2 separate regions of the Homo sapiens genome follow, and region 1 is linked to region 2. A link is a contact called in ENCODE Hi-C or POLR2A ChIA-PET data. All regions are on one chromosome and are shown on one strand. The core of a region is the stretch at or near the end of the contact, and the rest is flanking DNA. Distances in the headings are between cores, read along the strand shown.

The links. A loop is a pair of places that touch in the nucleus more often than their neighbours do. ChIA-PET counts read pairs that join two places held with the same protein, here RNA polymerase II (POLR2A). Pooled maps may share reads with other maps.
Region 1: a map of PC-9 shows a loop between it and region 2 (9-fold over the local background). The contact joins the enhancer-like site here to the promoter of EPCART in region 2. A Hi-C loop is called at or near these places in 4 of 168 maps with a recorded cell type or tissue (Calu3, PC-3, PC-9 and 1 more), 1 of 37 single-sample maps with no recorded cell type and 4 of 50 pooled maps. POLR2A ChIA-PET finds 5 or more read pairs at or near these places in 2 of 52 experiments (PC-3 and activated naive CD8-positive, alpha-beta T cell).

The regions. Positions count from the first base shown.
Region 1 is chr2:180,518,949-180,523,746 of GRCh38, reverse strand. No RefSeq gene overlaps it. Among named protein-coding and RNA genes, the nearest start is that of SCHLAP1, 170 kb to the left of the region's middle. Within about 2 kb of position 2,371, at least 2 of the 41 ENCODE cell types and tissues checked have a DNase peak (open chromatin) inside an H3K27ac peak, as active enhancers do; they include PC-3 and PC-9, where a contact is called at or near this core.
Region 2 is chr2:180,122,642-180,127,421 of GRCh38, reverse strand. EPCART (ERG-positive prostate cancer associated androgen responsive transcript) reads left to right here and starts at 2,228. Exons shown (of 4, transcript XR_923634.3): 1 at 2,228-2,742; 2 at 3,994-4,089.

The DNA of each region.
Region 1 (4,798 bases), core at 1,122-3,621, 400 kb before region 2:
GCAGCCTCTACCTGGCTGAAATTCCATGTAGTATCCCCTCTCCAAGTGTTTCTGATTATTTCTAGAAGGGCTTGTTGATCTCTTAAGACTGGAAAGCTTATTTTAGTAATAGGCTTCCTTGCTTCTGGGAAACTCATTCCCTGTGGATAGTGGGGTAGAGAGGAGTATAGTACAGCAACTACAAACTCAGGCTCTGAATTCAGACTCGCTGGATTTGAATCCTAGTTTTGTCACTCATAGCTACATGGCACTGCACAAGTTACTCAATCTCTGTATCCATTTCCTGATTTATAAAGCAGAAATAATACTACCTCCCTACCTCTCTAGTAATTACGACCTCATTGTAATGTTACCAGGAATAGTTGAGATACAAGCTGAGTATCCCTAATCTGAAATGCTTGGAACCAGAAGTGTTTCAAATTTGGATTTTTTTTTGAATTTTGGGATATTTGCATTATTTTAACCATTTGAGCATCCCAAATTTGAAAATCAGAAATTTGAAATGTTCCGGTGAGCATTTCCTTTGAGCATCATGTCAGTACTCAGAAAGTTTCAGATTTTGGAGCATTTCAGATTTCACGTTTCCAGATTAGGGGTACTCAAAACCTGTATCTATAAAACTTTTACAACAGTGTTTGACATCCGAAAAATGATGGGCAAATATTGTCAGCCATTAGTGTTGTGTCAGGGAGGGCAGTTGATTTCTGCCTATTACTCCTGTTGATGGTGCCATTTTGAGAATGACAATGTCTAGGCCAAGTATCCTGTATACAGGTGTTCCCAAAGCTACCCTTGGTTAGTGTTAAATTCTGGACAGAGGCAGGAAGATTAGCTATCCTTTAAACTCTTGGTCAGGTCTTGTCTCCTGGGCCCCAAACAGAACTACTTAGATCTATCATCTTATCAAGTTTCCGGCCAGTGGTGAACAGTTCTGTTTGTTTCTAATTCTCTCCTCCATTTATGAGAATTCAAATCCAAACCTTGTGCCTAGACAGTTAAAGGAGTTGTTTTCAGCCTAACCACTGTTCCCACAGAGAACAGACCTCATACCATCCTCTTCTTTCTCCTATTGGTTTTTACTTTTAGCTAAAACCATCCCCCCTCCCTTAGTTGGTAAACAAATGCTTCTATACATAACCTTAGAACATGCAGAAGGAATGAGGGAGAGGAATATTTTCTACACTGTCAGTGTCTGGATCTAGTTCAGCCGGGTAATTATGCCCTATTATCGATGTTGGAGTTTTATCTCCCTGGTGGGGTCAGACTTAGATGGCCCATGGTTGTCTGATTTAAAAGGTATAATGTGTTCATTAGAGAAGGCCAAATGTACATTTAAAAACATGAAGGCCAAATATGTATGGCTCAAGTGCAATAAGAATTCTATTTCTTGCTCATGTAACAGTCCAAGGTAGATGTAACTGTTGGGCATCTCACCTCCACTCAGTAATTCAGGCAATGATCTAGGTTTCTTTCCTTTTGAGGCCCTAGACTTCGCTATCATTTAGATCTAGCTCTCTAAAAAGAAAAGGTAAGCCTGCTTCTCTTCGCACAAAACAGCACGCTTCTCTTCCACACACAGTCCACTATGAGTTAGTCACATCTACCTGCATGGTCTGTCAAAGGCATTCTCTATGAAAGGGAAAACATCTTTCAGTGGGCATAGAATTATCTCCACATATAAAAAAACATTTCTGTATTTTATAGGAGTCAAATAATCAAAATGTGTTAACTTTTCATTCAACCTCAGAGCTGGTTTACTGAAAATTAAAACGACTGGTGAGTGATGAGGCAAAACTAAATTTTTTAAAGGATAACTTTAATCAGTATATTTATTCCTCCTGCTACATTCTCTACAAGGAATTGTAATTGAAATAAAAGAAAATATTTGCTGACAACAATTATTAAGTCCTCATTCCAGAAATCAAATCTAGTAAAATTTCACCTTGATTCTAGAAGAAGTAAAGAAGTAAAACGGGGGAACTGAACACCCTCCCACACCATTTTTTTTTTAACCTTTTCCATTATTCAGCCAAGGACTCACATTAAATCTCTGGCAAGTTTGAGAAGGTGGTAAATATCCTGACTTCACTGTACTCATTAGCAATATTTTTAAAGACTACCTTAAATTTTAATAAGTTAATTCAATTCATGCTCAGGGAGTTGCTGGATGTCAATGTGCTAAACAAATACCCCTGACTCAGGCAGCATCTTTTTCTACATTACTAATGCATTACACATAAGCTTTCCTAATATTGGTGCCACTGTGCAAACAGTACTGTCACTTAGAGCCACGTTCACCTTTTGTAAACAAATGATTCAATTAATAAACCTCACCAGGGAATAGTACTTTTGACTTAAAGGTTGCCTTTCTAAGATTGCTTTATAAAACAGTCTTCACATTCCTGGAGCTTATGACCTACGTGCATTTCAGGATTTGCTAATGAACTGCTCAGCTGCTGAGTTGAGTAAATATAAAAGGCCATTTCTCTTTGCTCTTTTCACACCTTTTAATTGGAACAAGTATGTTTTTGGTCTGATTCATACCACTTTCATGTGCTAGAAACTTGTGTGCATAAAAATTTGGTTGAAATTCTACAGGCAGTAGGGGTCACATTTTTTAACGTGGTTGCTTGAATTCTACAGGACAAGGATTAATAGATCATGAGTGGCATGATGGATTTGTTTGAAAATTACATTCCAACCTAAGTGAGTTTTAGCTCCCATAATGTGTCTGTTCATGTTTCTAAAGCAATTATTTCCCAAGTAGAATGCACGAGGTGGCCCAAGGGGGTTAAGAGAGATTGTATTAGTCAAGACTCTTTCTGGTTGCAAGTGATAGAAACACTTCACAAAATGGATTAAACAAAAAATGGAATGTATATGCTCACGTATATGAAATGTCTAAGGTTGAGCTGATTTCAGGCAAGGCTGGTGTATTATTGGGCGTCTCAACAGGAAACAGCTGGCACGCTTATATTAAAATAACCAGAACAGTTTACATACACAAGAAACATTGTGAAGATATGAGAGTAGTGAATGAAAATGAGCTAGAACAGTAACCCAGGGTTAGCAGAAGAGCTGTTACCACCTATAAGCCGAATGATATGAGAGGAAGAAGTTACCAGAACCTGAAAAGAGTCTGACAGAGCCAGCCTGAGACAACCCTATAGAGAGACCCAGAGGATTAAATCCCTCACCTCACCTCTGCTGTGGCTTCCCAGTGCCCAACCCCATCTGAAAACCAGAGAGGCACTCTATGTGGTCTCCACAGGTCAGCCTCCTGGGTTGAGCTTCTGGGGAGAAAGGTGCAGAGTGGTTCTCTTCCACACAGCTAGGTATGATACCCTCAGGACTGGGCTGCCATCTCCTGGATCTTTTCTGTTCTCTCATGGCATTACTAGTAGACATGCTTTCTTTCATGTGTGACAAAAAGATCACCAGCAGCTCCAGGACTAACTCCTAACAGCCTAGCTACCCTGAGAGGGTTTCTTTGACCTAAAAGTTGAATGTAAGTCACAAGTCCCCAGATTAGCTCAAAGATCCTTCCCTGAACCAATCACTATAGGCATGAAGTAGAATACACTCACAAGCCAGCTTTCAATTATGTGCCAAACTCTGGAGCTGAGATGGATTCAGCCATAACTGAACCAAATGAATCGAGTTAGAGAAGACTGGGCCCTCAAAAGGGAAGATAGGGTATTATCATCAGAAGAAAGAGAAGCTGATGCTGGACAGGTGGATCCACTGAATATACACCACTTCAGAGATAAAAGCTGGAAGTAGTGTGTGACCAAATCCACTCCTGGTGCCAATTAAGCACAATAGTCTCTTTTGCTAAGATCCATCCTGAGAAATGTGGCTGTTTTTCCTTGGGATACATCCACTAGAGAATCTGAATACTTAGTTTAAAAAAAAAATCTTTTCTGAGATGCTGATTCTATCAGTTCAGTTCTTCGTTACCTGTTCTTTTCATGGGTGGAAAACAGCCCTTTTCTCCCCTGAGAGGCATATGAATGAGGATGGATGATATTGTTTTGGAATTCTTAACATGGAGCCCTTAGAATTCTAGGGAATTTAGTTATAAACTTTATGTTTCTTGTGAACACTTGCAATTACATAGAAAATAAACAATTTTCATTTTTAAGGGGGAAGAGTCCTTAGCTTTTCTTAGATTTTCAGAAAGGTGATCCCAAAATAGTTAACACCCTTTGCTGACTTATGCCCTTTCATGAACAAATACTCTTTGTGATGACTCAGTTCCTACAGAGAACAGCTAGGAGAATGATTCATCAAGGTCTGAGTTCAAGAGAATCCAAATCATTGTTGTAAGCAGACAAAACTACTGTGTGAAGAGATAATCATGGTCTATAAACAGGGAATAAAATATTTAATTGTGAAAGTCCATATAAATAAATCATTAAAATGATGCCCCTAAAAGTTACAGTGCTTTTATTAATTAACTTCATAATGAAGTGATCATAAGTGTCTAGGGTTAATGCTATTTTAAATAGCAAAATATATTTCTCTTCCATATTAATTTCTGTGCCTGTAAATAATAGCTACTATATACCGCTGCCTACAGCCACACAAATATTTACTTCTTATCATAGCCTTATTGTCCTATGTGTTCATAATATGTTAAACTAGATAATCTGGTCAACTAACAACACAGAGGCTAAGTGACACAATTATGTGCATGTGGCCAGCTCCATGCTCACTGTTGTAATGCTTCACAGGAATAGAACTAAGATTTAAGACCCAAGCAGATGTAGGGGCACAGCAAATAAACCTTGCCTCT
Region 2 (4,780 bases), core at 979-3,478:
CAAAAAATCAGTGTGACTTGCTTAGGAAAAGAATCACTTAGGAAAAAAATCACTTGAAAAAAGAGCATTGATCCTCTAAATGAACCAATTTCAAATTTCTATAGTTTTGGCCCTGACATATCCTTAAGTCAAAATGGAAAAGAAATCTGATTCCCTATTCTTTAATTCACTTTCCTTTTTTTCCAGCCTGTTCCACTTTTTCCTTGGGCTCCCTTTTCCCAAAGCTCCCAATTTTCTCACCTAGTCTTTATTCACAGACAATGACTTAATCAACTTTTGTGGGATTAAGGACCTAACAAATTATTTCTTTTAGTACCATTTACATTTCCTAAGTGGTACACCTAGAGAAGGATTAATAAGGTATCACCGAAAGCTTCTGGAGATGGTTTCTAGATGCCCCTTGGTGCAAAGAATTAAGCCTATACTTCTATACTAAGTTGAAGTATATTTCATACTTCACATGTCACAATTATATTTCCCTCCAGCTTTCATTCTACCTATTATTAAGAATTTTACATGGAAACATATAGGATTTTCCAGGATAAAGAAAATCTTTTACAAAGAGTTTCATGAAACTCACTTTGTTCCATACAAAAGGAGTTTTGGTTATAGACCAATATCCAACTCTAGTGAGTAGTTCTACAGTTTTTCAAGCAATTATGATAGAATGTTTTCATTCTCTCTAGTCAGTGTGAGCTCCTAAGATTAAATTCACAGCTTTTCATCAAGGCTGATGTAACTTTCTTACTATCATATCCTTTAAAATAAGGACTGTAGCCTGAGGGTACCTAAGAACATGTGGCAGAAGGCAAAAACAGAAGGTTTTTACAGTTTAGAATATTTTAAACTCAGAATATTGACTATATATTTTTGGTCAGAATTTTTCTTTTAAGTAGCAGTAATATGCCCATTTTGTAGCCACAGTTTTAAATTTTCAGTCTTCACCCCTCCAAAACAAAACAAAACACAAAACAGAACAACAAGTGAGAAGGAGGAGGGGGAAAGAGAGAAGGAGGTGGTGTGGGGTGGAGAGGAGATGATGCCCCCTTCTGTCATACAACAAAATCCATTTCGAATATCGAAACTTGCCAAGATCAAAACTGGCCAAAACAACAAACTCCACTGTTGAAATTGACAGTACGGTATAAGACAATAACCCAGGTTTCTCAATTGAAATAACTTTGCCACAAATTTCATCTCAACGTCTTTAATATCATGGTTCCCAGCCCTTCATGCTCATTAGTATCCCCTGGGAAGATTTAAAGCTGTACTGATGCCCTAAAACCATTCTCCTGATTCTGATGTGGTTGGTCTAGGGTGCAGCCTGGGCATCAGGAGATTTAAAAGCTCCCAGGGAATTGTATGTGCAGGTACTCAGTGTTTATCAAAAGACAGAAGACACAGCTATTCCAGACACCTGTTTGAACTGATTGATGGCAACCCAGCTTCATTAGATGTCTACCTAGTGTTGAATCTTTGTAGCATCCCCCACATTTGTTCCGTGAAACAGGGACAATAGGAGATCACAGTCTTACATAGCTCTCTGACCCATTAATCAACGGGTTGTTCCTCTCTGGTTCTCTCTGTGGGTTCTGACTCATGCTGCAGTAGAGAAAAAAGACAAACAGCCTAGCCAATAAACGACCGCTGCTACGCGATCTCCTTTGACTACAGTAAAGGGCCAGAAACTGCCTTTGGGAGTGCAGAGACAGTGTAGGAACGATGCTGCCATCTGGCTGCCTTCCTGGGCATCTCTTTAAAAAAAAAAAAAAAAAAAAAGTGAGTTACTAATCATACTCTCCTACATTTACACATTAGATACAGGCTTCACTATTCCTTTGCAGTGAGGACTCCTCAGTGACAGGCAGAACCCAAAGGGAGAGCAAAGCAGCCCAAGGGGAGCAGAGCAACCCAAAGGGAAAGCAGAGTAGGCCAAGTAGAACAAATGCTCGCCTTAAACTTTTTTTTCCTTTTTGAGACAGGGTCTCACTCTGTTGCCTAGGGTGGAATGCAGTGGCGCCATCTTGGCTCACTGCAGCCTCAACCTCCCGGGCCCAACGGATTCTCCTACCTCAGCCTTCTGAGTAGCTTGGGACAGCCGTGCACCACCACGCCCAGCTAATTTTTTGTTTGTTTGTTTTTGTACAGACAGGGTTTCAGCATGCTGCCCAGGCTGGTCTTGAACTCCTGGGCTCAAGTGATCCACCTGACTCAGCCTCCCAAAGTGCTGGGATTAAAGGGGTGAGCCACTGTACCTGGCAACACCTTTAAAAATTTCTTCACCCACCTATCCACCTTTAAAGTTGTTCTTTGAGGGCTTTCAGGAATGAGGTTAATCCAAATAGGATAAGGCAGTTTTGTTCCCAGGAAGTATTTAACACACTGGTTCTCAACTTTCCTACACATTAGAATCACCTCGGGGAGGTTTGTGAAAATGCAGATTGCTGGTCTCCACTCCCATCCAATTCAGTAGGTCCGAGCTGAAGTCTGAGAATTTGCAATTGTAACAACCTCCCAGATGACACTGCTGGTCTGGGAAATCACACTTTGAAAACCACTGAACAAATTGTCAAAAAATAATTGCTGACAGTCAGTAATGTAATAAATCCATTAGCCCCCTCCAGCCAAGGAGGGAAGACTGGGTAAAGAAGCCATAGACGGTGGCAGTGACCGGGGTCAAAAGATGTTGCCACTATGGGGTTGTTCCTAGGTATCTATGGAGTAGCATACCAAAAAGGCCAGGTAAGAAGAAGTGGTATGGATGAGGATTAGACGAAAAATGCCTCTTCATTGTTTTGCCTGGGCTCCTCAGAGACTTGTGGGAAATATTGCATCGTCTCTTAACTAAATATTAAATCATCCCTGTGCATCTAATTTAGTGGGGGGCAGACCTGTTTCACAAGCCAAAATAACAGGCTGCAATAACTGAGGATTTTATATATACCCTGACCAAAGAAGTTTGCATTCTCATAGCACCATCTAGTGGAAATTTGGGGATTTTTGTTTTACATCGAACAGCCTAAAATGGAGATAGTTTATGTTATTATGACAGGGAGAGAAGACTGCACGATTTGCTAATTGAGGTGCAATACAGACAAGTAAACAAAAACAGGAAAAATGTGGCTTATGTGAAAGACATTTTTTAACCATATACAACATGTTCTATAAAAACAGAGCAAAGCCGTTAGCTGAGGAACTTGTGTGCACAAAGAAATATGTACAAATAGCTTTTCCAGAACAGTCTAGTAAAAATATGTAGTAAAAGTGGGAAGATTATGTTATATAGAAATATATGTTTATGTGCTGTGTTTATATGCCACAGCCTCAAACCTTCTTATAACTTATTAACAATTATATGAAAATATAGGAACAAAGCTCATGTTCTGTATGAATACAACAGGATTCAAATAACCACATACATTACAAAGAGTTGAATAAATTGAATTCTCTATTTTCTACTGTATAGTCAAGGAAGAGACAGAGTAAGGAGGAAAACAGTTGTCAAATCTGCTGGTGGTTCTGAGAAGGGATCAGAGAGGTAAAAATGCAAGGTGTTAAAAATCTGTTTTACTGGCCCACAAAATGTTGTTTGCAAAACTCTGTTCTAGATGAGCTGATAGTTTAAGGGTAACTGTTTCACTAAATGGTTTGAACTCAATGGATATTAATCAGAAGCAATTTTCTTTTTCTAATCATATGATTGGTCAACTTCTGCTTTCTTGCCCCTGAATGATATCTCAGGCAGATTCCATTGATAATTGATCATTGTCATAGTTCATATAAATCATGTAATTTTACCTAGCTCAGCTTGTAAAACAGGCGCCCCAAAGGGGTCTGGCCTGCCCCTCCTCCCGACTCCAAAACCATGAAGCCAATCTGGTTGCACAAAACCTCTTCTTTCTCCACATCAAGATCTAGCTTCTTTAATGACTTGAGGTGGGATCAGAGGAGAAGAAACAAAATAGTCTCTTCACCCAATTCTTTTTGTTGCAGAATTTTCTGTTGGGTATTGCTGCTCATCTAGAAAACACCAGCTACCAATAGATGTCCTCTCTGTGCCGAAATACTGCTTACCTCAGGGGATATTGGGTAAGTTCAGAAGGCCCTGAAGAGTCTCCCTGACATGGTAAATCCAACTCTAGCCAGTCTTTCCTACCCCTTTACAGCTTCCCCCATTAACCTCTTCCCACTGGAGTATCTACAGCCTGTAAATAGGACTCAGGTGGAAGTACTGCTAAGATGACTCAGGTTCAGCTACTTTTCCCCATATCCACGCAGCCTTTGGGAGATTTGTACATTCTTGTCACTCCAAAGCCAGAATCTTCTCTGTTCCATGGCAACCACCTTCTTTGTTTCTCTCCACAGGCTGCTTCTCCCTGACTCAGCGTCTGATTAAGGAAATAGCCAGTTGGGAAATAAGATACTGATTCCCTTCTTTTAGTGCCACCCACAATCTCATAAGGGAGGAGTATGAGGCTTCTCACCCCATAAGCACTTCATGTGGAGGACTTTGGGCTCCTTTCTCCTCCCAATTGTCCCTCTATAGCTTCCCTTCTGCTAGCCCAAATCTGCCTAGTTGTATTAATCATGATCCAAGAGAGAAAAAAGAAACCTTGGATTGATGGCAGCAGAAAGCCACTGCCACCTTCACCTGGAGGGACCCACAGGTCCAGGGTCCAGGGCCCAGGGCTACTTGGTGGAAGCTAGGCCACAGGTAGGCCTGAGTGGTGGGGATGGGAACTGGGGCTGCAGAGAGGATGGAGTTACCATCATCTGAGGC